2 separate regions of the Homo sapiens genome follow, and region 2 is linked to region 1. Evidence: chromatin loops called from intact Hi-C (ENCODE). Cell type or tissue: mammary epithelial cell. All regions are shown on one strand.

Evidence for each region. Hi-C counts contacts between places; a loop is a spot of excess contacts. Peaks named below come from ENCODE experiments on the same cell type or tissue, not always from the same donor. Only the 100,000 strongest peaks of a DNase experiment are listed, where the experiment ranks them.
Region 2: it touches region 1 in a loop (8-fold over the local background); 103 of 110 quality-filtered maps call a loop at or near these places.

The regions. Positions count from the first base shown.
Region 1 is chr3:197,498,571-197,506,570 of GRCh38, forward strand. LINC02012 (long intergenic non-protein coding RNA 2012) reads right to left here. Exons shown (of 1, transcript NR_145451.1): 1 at 6,692-8,000. Among named protein-coding and RNA genes, the nearest start is that of LINC02012, 7.1 kb to the right of the region's middle. RefSeq lists a silencer at 3,721-3,884. In mammary epithelial cell, a CTCF peak has its summit at 3,576 (motif pointing left); DNase peaks (open chromatin) are centred at 1,111 and 3,501; H3K27ac peaks cover 2,389 bases.
Region 2 is chr3:197,252,273-197,260,272 of GRCh38, forward strand. All of the region lies in intron 4 of DLG1 (discs large MAGUK scaffold protein 1), which reads right to left. Among named protein-coding and RNA genes, the nearest start is that of MIR4797, 38 kb to the right of the region's middle. In mammary epithelial cell, a CTCF peak has its summit at 4,750 (motif pointing right); no DNase peak of the experiment used is centred here; H3K27ac peaks cover 695 bases.

The DNA of each region.
Region 1 (8,000 bases):
TTTGCCAGTGGCCAGCGGGAGACTGACCCAGCCGCACAGAGGGCCCCAGGTGTCTCTCAGCGGTGGCCATAGGACACCTGAATGAGCCTCGAGCCAGAGAGAGTGACTTTTTGGCGGGGCTCTGCAAGTGGCTTTCTGCCCACAGCTCAGGGGTGGGAGTGAGGAGTCAGACCTCCAGATCCCTCCACCACGTTCACTCGGGACAGGTGCATGAACGGCGGCGCGATCCGCACAGGCGAGGAGACGACCGATGGGGGCGGACAGCCGGACGCACGGCTGCGTCACTCACCCTCAGCGACCAGGGCCCCACGTCCCTAAGCGCGGAGCTGGGGGAGGGGTCGGCCAGCTGCAAGGCCGCGGGGCCGGGAAGGGCCGGGAGGAGGCGCCGGGGCGGCCGGGGCTCCCAGGGAGCCGCTGAGTGGGGGAGCCGCGCGCAGCATCTGGGCCTGGGGCGGGCGCCCGGGGAGCGCGGGGTGTCGCCAAGGGGGCCGCACGACCCGCCCGCGGTGAGCGCAAGGCCCGCGTGCCCCAGCTCTCCTCGGTGGGGATTTTCCTCACCTGGAAAACACACGGGTTATGGAGGGGGTGGTGGTTAATCGTCGCACGGGGAAACCGGCAGACAGGTTCTGATCGAGCCCTTCATCCCAGTCACAGGTGGCAGGTGCCGGGCGCCACGACCTCACTGTGCAGGGCGCACGCTCTCTCCCCGCCCTCCCACACCCCAGCGGCCCCAGGCCCTGGGGGATTCTCAGAATGTTCCACGTGGAGCAGCGCTTGGAGAGCCCCTCCCCTAAGGGCGGGTGGGGGGAGGAAGGGCGAGGGTTTAGACCCCCACCCCCATTCCACCCAAGCACCCCCACTTTGTCTTTACTGCATTGAGACTTTGCCTGAGAGGTCATTTAACCCAGGGCCGTGACTAAACACAGCTGCCAGGTCCTCTTTCAAGTCTCATTTTGACTTCGTGGTGCACGCATGACCTTGGGCCACTTAGAAACCTCGGTGTCTCAGGTTCCCCACCCATAATAGTAATAGTACCTCCCTCATAGGGTCCTGGGAAGGATGAGTGAATAAACGCTTGTGAAGTGTTTAGAACATAGTGAGTCTGGATGACTCAACAGATTGTTTGCTGGTGAGCTGGGTGTGGTGGCCTACGCCTGTAGTCCCAGCTACCTTGGGAAGCTGAGGTGGGAGGATCGCTGGAGCCCAGGCGTTCAAGGCCAGTCTAGGCAACATAGCCAGACCTTGTCTGTGAGGAAAAAAAAAAAGATGTGTTAGATGTTGCTGTTATTATTATTACTATTGTTTTCCAATGAGGAGAGTGAGGCCCAGAAAGGATAAGGCGTTTGCTGCCTGGACGATGTGGCCAGTTGGTAGTAGAAGAGGGAATAGTAACAAGGCTTCCTGGCTGCCCAGATGGAATCCATTATTTCTTGGACATTTAGTGGTTGCTGCTTCATGGATATCTTTGAAGCTAAACAGATTAACAAAAGCCCACTTGGTGGTAGGCCATGCTGCGTAAGGAGCCTCTGGTACCACCTCCATGATCCTCAGGAACAGGAGGAGTGAGGAGAGGAGGAAGAGGGAGAGAGAAAGGAAGGTGGGGATAGAGGGAGGAGGTGGAAGAAGAGGAGTCTTGAGTCTTCTTAGCTCAGCCACTAAACGGGAGGTGGTCTCACTGGGGATGCTTCTGAGAGGACACTTTCATTAAGAAGAACTAAGCCAGGCATGGTGGCTCACACTTGTAATCCCAGCACTTTGGGAGGCCGAGGCAGGTGGGTCACCTGAGGTCAGGAGTTCAAGACCAGCCTGGTCAACATGGTGAAACCCCGTCTCTACTAAAAATGTAAAAATTATCCTGGTGTGGTGGCAGGCACCTGTAATTTCAGCTACTCGGGAGGCTAAGGCAGGAGAATCTCTTGAACCGAGATCACACCACTGCACTCCAGCCTGGGTGACAGAGTGAGACTCCATCTCCAAAAAAAAAAAAAGAACTAGGCCAGGCATGGTGGCTCACACCTATAATCCCAACACTTTGGGAGGCCGAGGCAGGCAGATCACCTGAGGTCAGGAGTTCGAGACCAACCTGGCCAACATGGTGAAACACTGTCTCTACTAAAAATACAAAAAAAAAAAAAAATAGCCAAGTGTGGTGGCACGTGCCTGTAATCCCAGCTACTCAGGAGGCTGAGGCAGGAGAATCGCATGAACCCAGGAGGCAAAGTTTAGAGTGAGCTGAGATTGGGCCACTGCACTCCACCCTGGGTGACAGAGCAAGACTCCATCTCAAAAATAAGAAGAAGAAGGAGAAGGAGGAGAAATAGCCCTCTAAAATATTTCAAGTTTAAGAATTTTGTTCAGAGAATAAGGATGAGAGTTTGGTTGCCTATTGTCTCAGCCTGTTTTGTGTTCAATTTTGGCTCAGTCCCAACCTCATGAATCTCTCCTTTCAATCAAAGAGGAGCTGCCTCTTCATAGCCCAGGTGATGTCAGGGAGGCTGTGGCCAGCATGGCAGGAGCCCTCTTCATTGCCTGAGGAACAGTAAGTGCTTGCACCCAGCAGTTAGAGACAGTCTGGTTCTGAATCCTGTCACTTTCTAACTAGGAAAGATATTTAAACCTAAGCTTCATTTTAGTTATCTATAAAATTGGGATTATAAATCTTGCCTTATAGTATCACTGGGAGAATCAAATGGGATAATGCATATAACATGCTTAACCCAAGGCCTGGCGTGTAGGAAGCACTTAATAAATGCTTATTACTTAGGATCAGATGTGGCTTCCTGCCCCCATGTGTATGCGATGGCTTCCTCATCTCCTGTCCAACTGGACTAGGGGTTCAGTTAGGATTTGCTTTGCATACAAGGAAATAATTCCAAAACTGTAATAATGCAGAAAAGGTGGAAGTTTATTTCTTCTCACATAAAATCTGAATGAGGGGTCAAAGGTGGAATGTGGTTCCCCAGTGTCTGGGATCCAAACACTATCTTGTTGCAATGTCATAAATATCTTGACTTTATGGCCCAAGATGGCAGCATCCCAAGTTCCAGGCTGCAGGATGAAGTGCCGAAGGAGCCAAAGGAGATGCATATAAGCTCCCCTTAAGGAAGGTTCCTGGAAACTGTTGTACCACCATTTCTGCTTACATCCCATTGGCCAGAACATAGTCACATGACTACCCCCTAGCTGCAAGGGAATCTGGGGAAATGTAGTCTTTATTATGGCAGCCATGTGCTCAGCTGAACATTGGTGGATCTATCCCTATAGAAGGGGAAAATGAATTATCAGGAACATGCAGCAATCTCTGCCCCCAAGTCCCAGCTTGTCTAGGCTAGCTAGGCACCTGGAAGCCAAGTACCTGAGCACTAGAAAACCGGGATGGGGGCATGCTGCTTCTCCTCAGCCACCCCCAGTGGCTCAGTCTGCAACTGAGAACATGGAACTGGAACCGAAACTTAGGCCTCTTGCCATGGGTCTGAGAAAGCCCTGCCCTGTTTAATCACCTCCCTGACGCGTCCCAGCCTCAACACTAAAGGCAGGAGGGATACTAGAGAGGCAGCTGACTGCCCCCTCCTGGCCAAGGAGAGGACAGTGAGCAAAGCTGCAGCTCCGAGGGGCAGAGGGCACAGCAAGCTGGCAGGCTTGGCACAGCCTGGTGGAGTCGCCCACTGCAGGACACACAACTACAAATTGTGGGAAGGCCGGGCCACCAGCCAGTGCCACAATCCAAGTGCCTAACTGGAAGGATCTGCACTGGGGGCTCCGCCCTTCTTCATCCTGTTAATGAGAACACTCGAGCAGGCCATCTGGCCTTTGCCAGGCTCCCAGCACACCTGTCTCCTCTCTGTCCTGATGTCTCTGAGAAGGGGAGGAAAACTTGCCTGCATCTCCCCACACTGGCACTTCTGAAACAAGCCCTCCGGCCCTTTCTGCTCCCGGAGTTTCACTCCTAGTAGCCACCAGGGGACAGAAAAAACCACAGCCACAGGTGCTCCAGCTCTCCCTCTCCCAGGCCTAGCCCCAGGTCTGTCACTAACTCGGGATGCAGCATCCCCGTCTTCTCTGACCCCCCTTTTCCTTGCTGTGCCTTGAGTCGCTTTTTAGATATAAGTTTCCTGGGCTCCACTCAAGACTTACTGGTTCTGTTTTTGAACCAGTTTCCCAGGAGATTCATGTGCGGTGCGTTTAGGATCCAAGGGGCTGGACGGCTTTCACAGTCCAGCTTAGAGTGATCTGGTTCTGACAGGACAGAGCTGTCTGAACAATGTCCTGGGGGATGGGGCACTCCTAACAGCCCTTTCTTCCCAGGGGCTGGAGTTCTTCAAGCCTCCCCAAATTATCCACTTTCCTTTCAGAGTCCATCCCCCTGAGGTGCTAAGCCATTCTCATCCTGCTCTGCTAGCTGGGAAATGTCCCGTCAGGTGCCCCACCTCCTGTTTCTATCTGTCAAAACCCTCTTCACTTGTCAAGTCCCAGCTGAAACACAACCTCCTTTAGGGAGCATCCGTTACCTCCCCAGTGAGAATTTCCTGCTCCTTCCTGGGCTGCCATGAACTTTGCTCATACATCCACTATAGCCCAGGCTGTCCTGAGTGACAGCTCTCCAGGTTGGTGCGTCCTATCTGCTCCACCCCCTCACGCCCTCAGCCCCACAGGACTGGGAACTCCTTCAGGCTGGGAATCAAATCTTACCATAGATATCCTGCAGCCTGATTATAGATCACTCTCAACCCTGAATGCTTAAAGAGAAAACACAGGAAGCCAGGGCCTGGGTAGGACAAACTGAGTGCTAACAGAAAGAGTCCAGGCCGGGCGCGGTGGCTCACACCTGTAATCCCAGCACTTTGGGAGGCCGAGGCGGGTGGTTCACGAGGTCAGGAGTTCAAGACCAGCCTGATCAAGATGGTGAAACGTCGTCTCTACTAAAAATACAAAAAATTAGCCAGGCATGGTGGCAGGCACCTGTAATCCCAGCTACTTGGGAGGCTGAGGCAGAGAATTGCTTGAACCCAGGAGGTGGAGCTTGCAGTGAGCAGAGATCGTGCCACTGCACTCCAGCCTGGGCAACAAGAACAAGACTCCGTCTCAAAATAAATAAATGAAGATCCCAAACACAGATAACCAGGGCAGGAAGAACTGGTCCATTCCCCTCCCCTAAGCTGAATGAATGAATGGGCTGATCCTCCTGGATGATTTTGAGGGTTTGTATTCCAGAAAAAAGAAAAACAAAAAACCCCTTCTTTGTCTAGGATGGACTTGTCTAGGCTTTTAGGCTTAAGGCCTTCTGGCGAATAATTTCTTAATCCACTCAGGAAATCTTCAGGGATTTCCAGTCAGGTGGTGATGCAGGGCTGTGGAGTCTGTTCTGCACTTAGCAGTCAGGAAGGGGGCCTGCAGAAGGCAGTGCCCTCCTCTGCCCTAGGCCTCTAGGATGAGCCTGAAAGTGGGCTCTGGCTGCTGTGGTTCAACCCTGAGTGGGTCCCCATTTCTGTCTGTGCCTCTAGAACACCCTTGGGCTACAGTGTCTGCATTTCTCAGAAAGGCTGGGGTGGGGACGGGAAAGAATTTTTTAGGCGGTGACTGCAGCAGCCGGGGCACCTACTGAGTCCCCGCGTTGTGCCAGGCGCTGGGCTGGAGAGCTTACCCACTCACCTATCTACACAACAACTCTGCAAAGTACAGACGGTTATCCCCATCACAGACAAAAAGACATCGAGGTTTGCAATGCTCGCTGGCAGCAGCCCCAGTGTTAGTGTTAGTGACCCTCCCCACCCCGCCCAAAAAAAGAAACTAAGGCTCAGAGAAAGTAGATAACTTGGCAGCATTATGCAACCAGGAAGTTGCAGAGCAGGATCAAAGTTAGGTGCATCTGGCTCCAAAACTTCTGTTCTTTCTAACTGACCTCACCCAGAACACAGTTGCCAGCAAGGCCTGCGTCTGTCCCCATCCCTCCGTCTGCAGGGTCTCTGAGGTCTCTTTCACCTCTAACAGGGCATCACCTGTGGGCTCTCTTTCTCAGGGACCACCTAGGTAAATCCACACAGGCGAGGAGAGGACCAGCAGGCACTAAAGCCAGACACACAGCTCTGTCACTAACCCTCAGTGACCAAGGCCCCACTGTCACTAAGCACATAGCAGCGGGGAGGGGTTTGCCAGCTGCATGGCCAGAGGAGGCGGGGAAGGGGAGGGAATTGGAGGGCCTCGGGGGGCGAGGGCAGGAGAAGCGCGGACCCTCCAGATGTGCTGTTTCTTTCTCTGCTGCAGTAACCCGAGAGCCTATCTATCTCTTTTTAATGTTCTGCTGTTTTCTTTCGTCGTACACTTAACCGCACAGAAAATAAGCCCTAGGGCTGAAAACTCCAGCTTGTCGTGGTGCTGGCAGTGGTGTGCGCTCTTCCACATCTGGGTGCAGCCTAAGCCTCTTGTCCGGTTCTGCCCTCAGCCTCCACACCACGTGCCCAGTCCCACATATCCAGAGCCCCCTGCCTGGTTATTCTCCAAGCAGTCCCAGCACCGCCTGCTTGGCAGCCTCAGGTTGTTGGCCTCTGGGTTTCCAGGGGCCCTTATATTTTATTATTCCTTTGACAAAGTCATGGGACTCCCTAAGTAAGGAGAGACCCCTGCCCACTCACACCTCTCGCATCAGCTGTCCATGAGGGGCTCCAAGGCTGTGCGGGGAAGAAGACAGACTGTGTTAGATTGAAAATGAGTATTTTTATTTACATGTGATGGAATCGAGCCTCTCACTTCCCGGCCCAAGTCATGCCCACGGTTACCCTGTGTCACCCTGGGCTAGACAGTGAGCTCTGGGAGGGCAGTGGGCTGCCTGCTGTCGGACGACCGTGCCTAGACAGGGCACAACGAAGAGATTCAAGTAATAAAGGGGCAGAGGGAGAGGTAGCAGCTGCCGTCCGGCACAGGGCTGCCCCTCAGAATGTGACACTAATATGGCACTGGGACCATCGGCAGCTCCTCCGCCCTTCCCATCACAGCCCCGGAAGTCCCATTGTACCTCCATTGGAACGAGAGCCCATCAGTCCCGCCAGCCTGCAGGGAAGAGTCTGATGCCCCTCGTGACATCACCGAGCTCTCCCGACTCCCTAGCGGCCTGCTGCTGTTGACCCTGCTTCCTGAAGGTGCCCCGAGTCTCCATAAGGCACAGGCTTCTCTCCCCGCACCATGCTCCCTGTTTCTTACGGCAGGTCCCACACCACTTTGTCCACCTCTGGTCGGACATTATGAGCCAAAACCTTTATCCAGAACACGATGTAGGTAGGAGAAAGAGAGGTTGCAGCAGAGTAAATGACCCAGTCACAGAACACGTGGCCAGATGGCCCCGCAGAGCACTCACCGGCTGAGAGTGGCCGGAGGGTGGTGGCCGGTACAGCAGTGTACCCAGTGCAGTCCACCACGCCCGCACTTGTCTGGCAGCAGAGTTGAGCGGCACTTCCAGGCCCCAGGAACCACGGGCACTTCCTCCTGAAACTGGGGTGGCTACAGCTGAAGCTGAGAAGAGCAACCAGCCTGCTGCTATTTCTGAAGGAGCCCAGTGTGGTTACTCAGTGTGCTGTAATTAAACTCATCTATAATTTGATAAGTGGGAGTAGCCTTACATTTTAGAGAGTAATTAAGTCTCACCAAAGGAGAAGCACATGGTGCTTCTGGGACCCAGCATCTCCTGAGGTTGGTCCCCATTCACTCTCCCTGTCTCTACACATCTCCACAGATGCTGAGGCCGCCAGGGTAGGCCTCAGCCACAGCTCTCTCCACCCTCAGGCATTCCATCGACATCCAGGCCCCTGGGAGATAGCACAGACACTGCAGACACACGTGCGACGAGACAGGGAAGCCTGGGCCTCCCTTTCCAGGCTGCTCCGCGAAACTGCGGACTAGGAGGAAGCTGGCTGTCCTGCTTGCCTGCCTGCCTGCCTGCCTGCCTGCCGCTCCTTCGCCACGTGCAAGGCGAGGTTCTGACTGCGCTGAGTCCAGCCCAGCTCTGGGCC
Region 2 (8,000 bases), 250 kb before region 1:
TCAAAGAGATTATACTGTTTTCATAGCAATATTATTCACAATAGCTAAAATATGGAAACAAAGTATCCATTAACGAAATAATGGATACGAAAAATGTGGTATAGACATATAATAGAATATTATTCAGCTTTAAAAGGGTAGGAAATTTTGACATATACTATAACATGGCTGAAACTTGAGGACATGATGCTGAGTGAACCAAGCCAGTCACAAGAAGACAAATACCATCTGACTATACTTTTATGTGGTACTTACGGTAGTTAAAATCAGAGAAACAAAGTAGAATGATGGCTGAGGGAATGAGGAGTTATTGTCTGATGAGGGAATGAGGAGTTATGTCTGATGACTATGGAACTTCAGCTTTGCAAGATGAAAAGAGTCTGTAGATGGATAGTGGTAACGGCTGCATTTCACAAATGTATTTAATACCACTTAACTGTAAACTTAAAATGGTTAGGATAATTGTCCTCGTTTCAGTTTTACAAGATTAGAACAGAGTCTATAGATGAATAGTGGTAGTGGCTGCATCTCATGAATGTATTTAATACCATTTTACTATACACTTTAAAATGGTTAGAATAATCGTCCTCTTTGCGCAGTGGGCAGCATGTCAGTCTCATAAAAATGGTTACCATAATAAATTGTATGTTATGTATATTTTACCACAATAAAAAAAATACTAACCCAAAATGGATTATGAACTTAATCTGAAAAAACAGGAGAAACAGGAGAAAATTTTCAAAACCTAGGGTTAGGCAAAGAGTTATGAGATTTGTCACCTAACTTGATAAATTGGACTTCATCAAAATTAAAAGGTTTTGTTCCACGAAAGATCCTTAAAGAAAGGATGAAAAGACAAGCCACATACTGGGAGAAAATATCTGGAAATGATATATCTGACTAAGGACTAGTACACTATAATAGATTACATAAAGAATTCTCAAAACTCAGTAGTAAAAAGAACCACCCAATTCGAATATGGGCAAAAGACCATGAAGAGACATTTCACCAAAAAAGATACACAGATGGCAAATAAGCACATGAAAAGATGTCCAAAATCATTTGCCATCAGGGAAATGTGGCTACACATCGATGACAATGACTAAAATAAAATGAGGCAACACCAAATGCTGGCAAGGATGTGGAAAAACTCGATCATTCACACATTGCTGTTGGAAATGTAAAATCATACAGCTACTCTGGAAAGCGGTTTAGCAGTTTCTTTAAAAAAACAAGCAAACATGCAACTATCATATGACCCATCAATTTCACTCCCCGGCAATCTCTTGAAAATTATGCTCAGTGAAAAAAGCCAATCCTGAAAGTTTATATATTTATTATTCCATTCATATAGAATTGCTGAAATGACAAAATAATGGAAATAGAGAACAGATCAGTGGTTGCTTTGAGTTAAGAAGGGGATGGGGTGAGAGGAAAGTAGGTGTGGCTACAAAAAGGCCTCGAGTGATCTTTGTGGTGACAGAAATGTTCTGTAGTTTGACTCTATTAACGTCAATATCCTGGTTAGTGATACTATGCTAGAGTTACTACTAGAGGAAACTGGGTTAAAGGCACATGTGATTTCTGCATTATTATTATTTTTTTACAAACATACATGTATCTACAATTAACCCAAAATTAAAGGTTTAATTAAAAAAAAAAAGGAAATGGAAATTTCTGCACACGAAGGAAAGAATCTAAACCCCAAAGAAAGAAGCCTTTTGTAAGAAGGCAGACACTTACCTAAACAGTGTATCTGACAAGCCTAGACTCAGGTGGGCAAAGGAATGGACCTGATACAGATTGAGTGACTTTGATGGTATAAGGAGTGGAGCCTTTAATGACGTGGGCTGGCATGACCAGTTAGAATCTGGAGGATCCTAAAATGGAGAGTTATTTGTCCCCACACATTAGATCGCCTTCATGGGGCATTTACTGAGGGTACAGCAGTGTAGCAGGCTGAGAATGGGGCTATAAAGCCATGAAACATTTCTGCAGTCTCACAGTTCATACACCCTAAAGTCATGCTAGTGGAAAGAACCAATGAAAGACACAAAACTCATCTCCCACCCTCATGACAGCTGAAAACAGAAGCCAGGTGAAAGTAACTAAAGCAGCAACCTAACCCTAAACAAATTCAACTCCTATTTTATCAGCCTCACTGCAGCTTCCTGAAAAGGAAAGAACACTGCTTCGCTTTCAATGGTTCTTTTATACGTTATTTAGAGCACAATAAAAAATTTAAGACATGTAAAGAAGTAGGATAACATAAGAGGAAAACAATCAAAAGAAAACCCACACAGCAGAACCACAGATGTTAGAACTATTATAGCAGAAAAGAACTTTAAAATGGCAATTTTTAAATACACAGGAAAAGATGTACAAATTAGATGCAATATCAAATTTAAGAGAAATAGAAACTCTAAAAAGAGCAAACAGACATTCTAAAAGTTAAAAATACAATAAATGAAATTAAGAAATCTATGACCTATTCAAAGGCTGAGCGTGGTGGCTCATGCCTGTAATCCCAGCACCTTGAGAGGTTGGTGGATCACCTCCTGAGGTCAGGAGTTCAAGACAGCCTGGCCAATGTGGTGAAACCCCACGTTTACTAAAAATACAAAGAAAAAAAAATTAGCCGGGCGTGGTGGCACGTGCTTGTAATCCTAGCTACTCAGGAGGATGAGGCAGGAGAATCACTTGAACCTGGAAGGTGGAGGTTGCAGTGAGCCGAGATCACGCTACTGCATTCCAGCCTGGGTGACAAGAGCGAGATTCTGTCTCAAAAAAAAAAATCTATGACCTGTTCAAGCAATGAGGTAATTTTAAATGCACTATATTCAATATGTAAGAATTTTTCAAATATATTAAATAAAAATGATCCCATTCTTCTGTCACATGCCTCCCCCACACATCTCTAATCCCTCAACACAGCAAAGACTACTAGACAATCACAGCACTTTCAACTTGTTATCAGAATTCTTAGCAAAGACCTCTAGACACCAACACCAATAAGAGGTGGCATTGGAAATAAAACCTGTTTGATTTAGTCAAAACGTAGGTTGCCTTAATCACAGTGCTTATGAAAAAATGTAAAGTCACCACTTTGTAATGAAGCAGGGGACTAGGTGAACTTATAAAGTAAGTGAAAGTGTGTCATTGATTCCTGCCTCCTGCTTTGTCCTATTAAACAAAAACTTTGTGGTAAGGGCTCTACAATGTGAATTAAAAATCCTACCTCCCAGGTATATATTTGAGAGAAATTAGTGGATATGTACACAAAAGGACTTGTATAAAATGTTTTACACAGCTTTCTTCATAACAACCAAAAAGTAGAAACAATTCAAATTCCCACCATGGAATATTACACAGCAATAAAAAGGAACAAGCTACCAGCACGCACAGTAACACAGATACTGAGTAAAAGAAGCCATAATTAATCATATATACTGCATGATTCCATTTATATGACGTTCAAACCTAATCTATAGTGATATGAGTTAAAAAAAAAAAAAAGATTATCTCTGGGGAGGGTGGGCTGTCTTGGAAAGAGCTAATGGGAGTCTTTCTGGAGTACTGGAAATGTTTTGTGTCTTTCTATGGATAGTGATTGCAGTTATAAAAAGGCATCAAGCTGCGTACTTAGATTTGTGCAGTTCACACAGAAAAAATAATGATGATGATGAAAATAACCAGGCTGTGAGGTACGATATCTGCAAATGGCCAATAAACAAGAATCTTTGGGAATTATTAGATGATGTTAAGATACTACTGAACAGGAAGAATGGCGCTAATAAAGAAAGCATATTTTAATGACATGCTAGCTTTATTTGGCATTCTATGTGTCCTATAAAAATCTGTTTAAAATGATTCTTTTTAGATATATCTTCTGCACTAGATGAGAAGTTCATCTGGGGCAGGGGTTAGCAAACATTGTCTGTAAAAGTCTAGAGAGTAAGTATTTTCAGCTTTGCAGGCCATATGCTCACTGCTGCAACTACCCAATTCTGCCACTGTAGCACTAAAGCAGCCATACAAGGTAAGTAAATGAGTGAGTGTGGCCCAATTTGGCCCACTGGCCATAGTCTGCCAACTCCTGATCTAAAGGAAGAACTATAATAGCCTTTGTTTTCCGTGTTTATTTTCTACAGTACTTCACACACAGTAGGCACTCAGCGAAGCTAAAAGGAATCTTTAAAACCGTCTCTTCTAATCCCTCCACTCACGGTGAAAAACATCAATCAGAGGTTTAAATTTGCTCAACAGTACTACTTTTTAAAGCAGTGCCTCATTTTAATAAACATGCAAAGATTTAATAGTGATTTAAATTCCAAATTTTTTTACATGTAAAACATAAGTTTCAGAAGTTCAGACATTTTACATAGCATAAACTAAAAATAATTAGTTTAGAAAAATGTATCTTTACCTATAGTTTGGTTATAAGTTATCAATACGAGCTTTCAGTCACACAACCATAAGGGATCAATCTAGGAAGTACTAAAACCTCACCATATAAAATGAGGAGCTAAGACTAAACGAAACTTTCTCCAGGACTCAAGTTTTTCTAAAAGCCAAAATGGTAATGAACTTATTTAATAGTAGTTAGCATTATTAGGAAACACTTGATTATAACTTAACTAAATTATAAGGAAAACGTTTAACATAATTATACTTCAACACAGTAATATGATCTACACTAAAAAATTCTATTACAGGTTACTGAACATTTTTACGTGGCAGTCAAACAATCAGCCAACAGTAGAGGGCAGCATTTCTATTCACTATTAAAACCTAACTTAAAAAATTTGAAGTCTTTTAAAAAAAATCTAAAAAATCTGAAATACCTGTACTGAGACTTTCTTTTAACATATTTAATACCCCTTTCAAAGCTTCTAACATACAATTTTAATACAACCTACAAGTGAAAGTACCCTAATATAAATATGAATATTTAAATAAAAGATAGCTGTTTTACCCAAAGGAGTCAAATTTTGTATTCATAATTCCCAAACTGATAAACCAAAACAATTCAACAGTTCTCTGGTGACTTAATTCCTAAAATTCTATCAGTTATGTTAAAACAAATTTGCTGGGCACCCACTGGAATGACAAACATCCCCACACACGGGCATACATTTTCTTTACCCATATAAAGAATCACCAAAAGAATCATGAACTTTTGGCAAGTAGGAGATTCAGGGAACTGTTTCAGAAGACAAGGCAAAGCATCACTCTAAAATCTAAAATAAAGGCAGCAAAAAGAGGCTGACAAAGCAGAAACAGGTATGGGTAAAAGCATCTTTCAAGCTCCTTCTCTTTCATAATCCTTTTATTCCTATCTCCAGCTTGCCTTAATGAAACACCTGAACTTAAAGAAAGACATGATCCTATTACAAGAAATTCTGGTACTAAAGTTACTCTCAGAAGTTACTTGACAGCTGGGAAACCTCCATGCTAAAGAACACGAAATGCCCTCAGCTGCGGTTTAAGCAGAGTGCTTTATTGCTAACATAAGAAAATATACCATATATAACAATAATCCTAAATCACTCTTGTTGGGCCTTTTATGCTCTGAGTTAATTTTCCTACAGTGATTACGAGCCTGACAAAAATGACACTTCACTGCCTGGCCTCTAACAATATTAACTCCACCTCAACGGACATGTTTGCAAAGCAGCTAGCTAAGAACACAAGAACTTACAAACACAAAAATAAATCTCTCTTAGACATTATGTGGAAAAGCACAAAATACTGTAACCAAGCTGATTAAAGTACATAAAAATGTATATAAGTGTATGAACAATAATCAGAAACGCTGCCATGCTAGAAATGCTCACTAGCATCTTTTTGTCCCACAAAATATCTAAATCCAGAAGAGTATTTTTTTTAACTCGAAGAGAAGTACATTTTCATTTTCACTAAAAGGCAAAACAAAACAAACATTACACTTGGATTTAAAACATATTAATCAGAAAAGGAATACAGAGCTATTTATGACAGCCTTAAATTAGTAAATGGCATTAATACTACTGTAAATGGAGACCAAGATTTGGCAGTTCAGTAGCAGTGATGGTTTAGTCATCACATCTCACAACCTTGTCATTTGCAAACGTTTTAAAGTCAGATTCTTCATTGTGAAGAACATATAGTTATGGGGGGGCGGGGGGGAACAACCAAAAAACTAATCATCATTGCTTTAGCTCAACCCACATGCCTGTACTTAAGGGTATCCATGGTAGCAATGATGCAACGTGCCTACCTAGTTCACCGTGCCTACACAAGTGGGAGAGAGGGGAGGCGGATGATGAAAAAAATTTCACTTGGAAAGGTGTTTTAGTATTAACATGATAAAATTACATCAACTACACTGTCAGACTTTTAAAACACATATAGAATCACAAAGCTCTCTAAGACCAGAAAAGGGAGAAAAGAACAAGGGATGGGGTACACACCGCAGCCTTTAGTTCAAAAGAAAATCAAGAATTTTGCTCTTCCTGCTAGAGCCATTGGTTAAATATGTTCAAAGGGTTTATTTCTAATAATAGAACAAATTATTTTAATTTAGTTTTTTCAAAAGCAACTACAAACAATGTTTTAGGCTTCTAATTTCCAACCTACATCCTTCTCTATTTTTGCTTTAACAGTTATATAATAAAAATTTATAAATACTTTAGGATAATGATTACATCTAATTTTTTAAGCAAAATAGACCCTCTTTTGCTAAAAGAGTCAATGTAAAAAAATTCAAAGTCTATCAAGGAAGATGGAGCAGAGAGAGGAGATAGATCATTTCAAATAACCTTGCTATAATACTGGAAATAAAACCAAAATGAATGAAATGATAAAAGGCAAATCACAGGGGAGAACCAACATAGACAACCATGAAAAAAATTTAGAGAGGGAAAAAGCAACAACGACCCTGTTTTCCAGGATTATGTGCCCTTTAAACATTCAGTAAGAATATTTCAACAAGACAGTTTACCTAGAGGTACAGAGAAGACATCTCCTTATAAACAGGGAATGGAAACAGATAATGGGCATGTCTGTATCCGATCAGAAACTACTGTTTGAACTAGAACTCTGAGCAACAAGAAAAGAAAACTAATTTCCATCAATTTTCCTGCTTTTCCTCTTATGAAAAATAATTCATTATACAGAAAGAGTAATAGCCTCTACTTTCAGAATTTACAAATTTACCTACTCTTTTATTACTGAATGTAATTTTAAAATCTCAACAAGTTTGTCTAGCAATCACTATGAGACATCGTAAGTGCATAGAAATAAAAAAAGGTAAATTATTCCATATTTTAAAAACCAATGGATGAATTTTAAATGTAAGCACGCTGAATCTATAACACCATCACACAATGTCTGCAAACTGGTGCTCAAAAATAAAAGAAGCCAAACTTAGAGATTAAGTGAAGCATGCTGCACTTTGAACACAATGAGCAAAACAGACTTCAAAACAAGTACTTTCAAGGAGTGCTTGTACAAGTCTAATCATTTTAAATCCACATCAACATCTTTCTAAAGGCAACACAATCAGCACTTGACTATTTTCCTCTTCCTAAAAAAACAAAAAATTAACTATAATTATAATAGATGGAAGAGTCCAGAAAATGCTCTCAAAACGAGTTATACTTTCAACTAGCATGGCATGTTGGGACACAAAGGGGAGAAGAGTAGCTCTGAGAATACACTGAGAAGATTTAAATATAATCAGGACTTTACAGACCCTTGCTGCTGGGAGAAAGGCTTCCTGTAAATCTCAGGGAAAAAACATCTGTGCAACACGCTTTTGGCTATCTAAAACACATTTCAAAATACCGCCCTTTCTAAAGGATATAAACTAAGCATCACATGGATTCACACATCTATTTTCAAATCTATAACAATGGTTACACCTTATTTTTAAAAGACACTGAACAAAGGGTCTCTCACATCTGTCACTAACAATGAAATACAGAAAAGCATATTATATCTTACCTTTGTGGTTACAA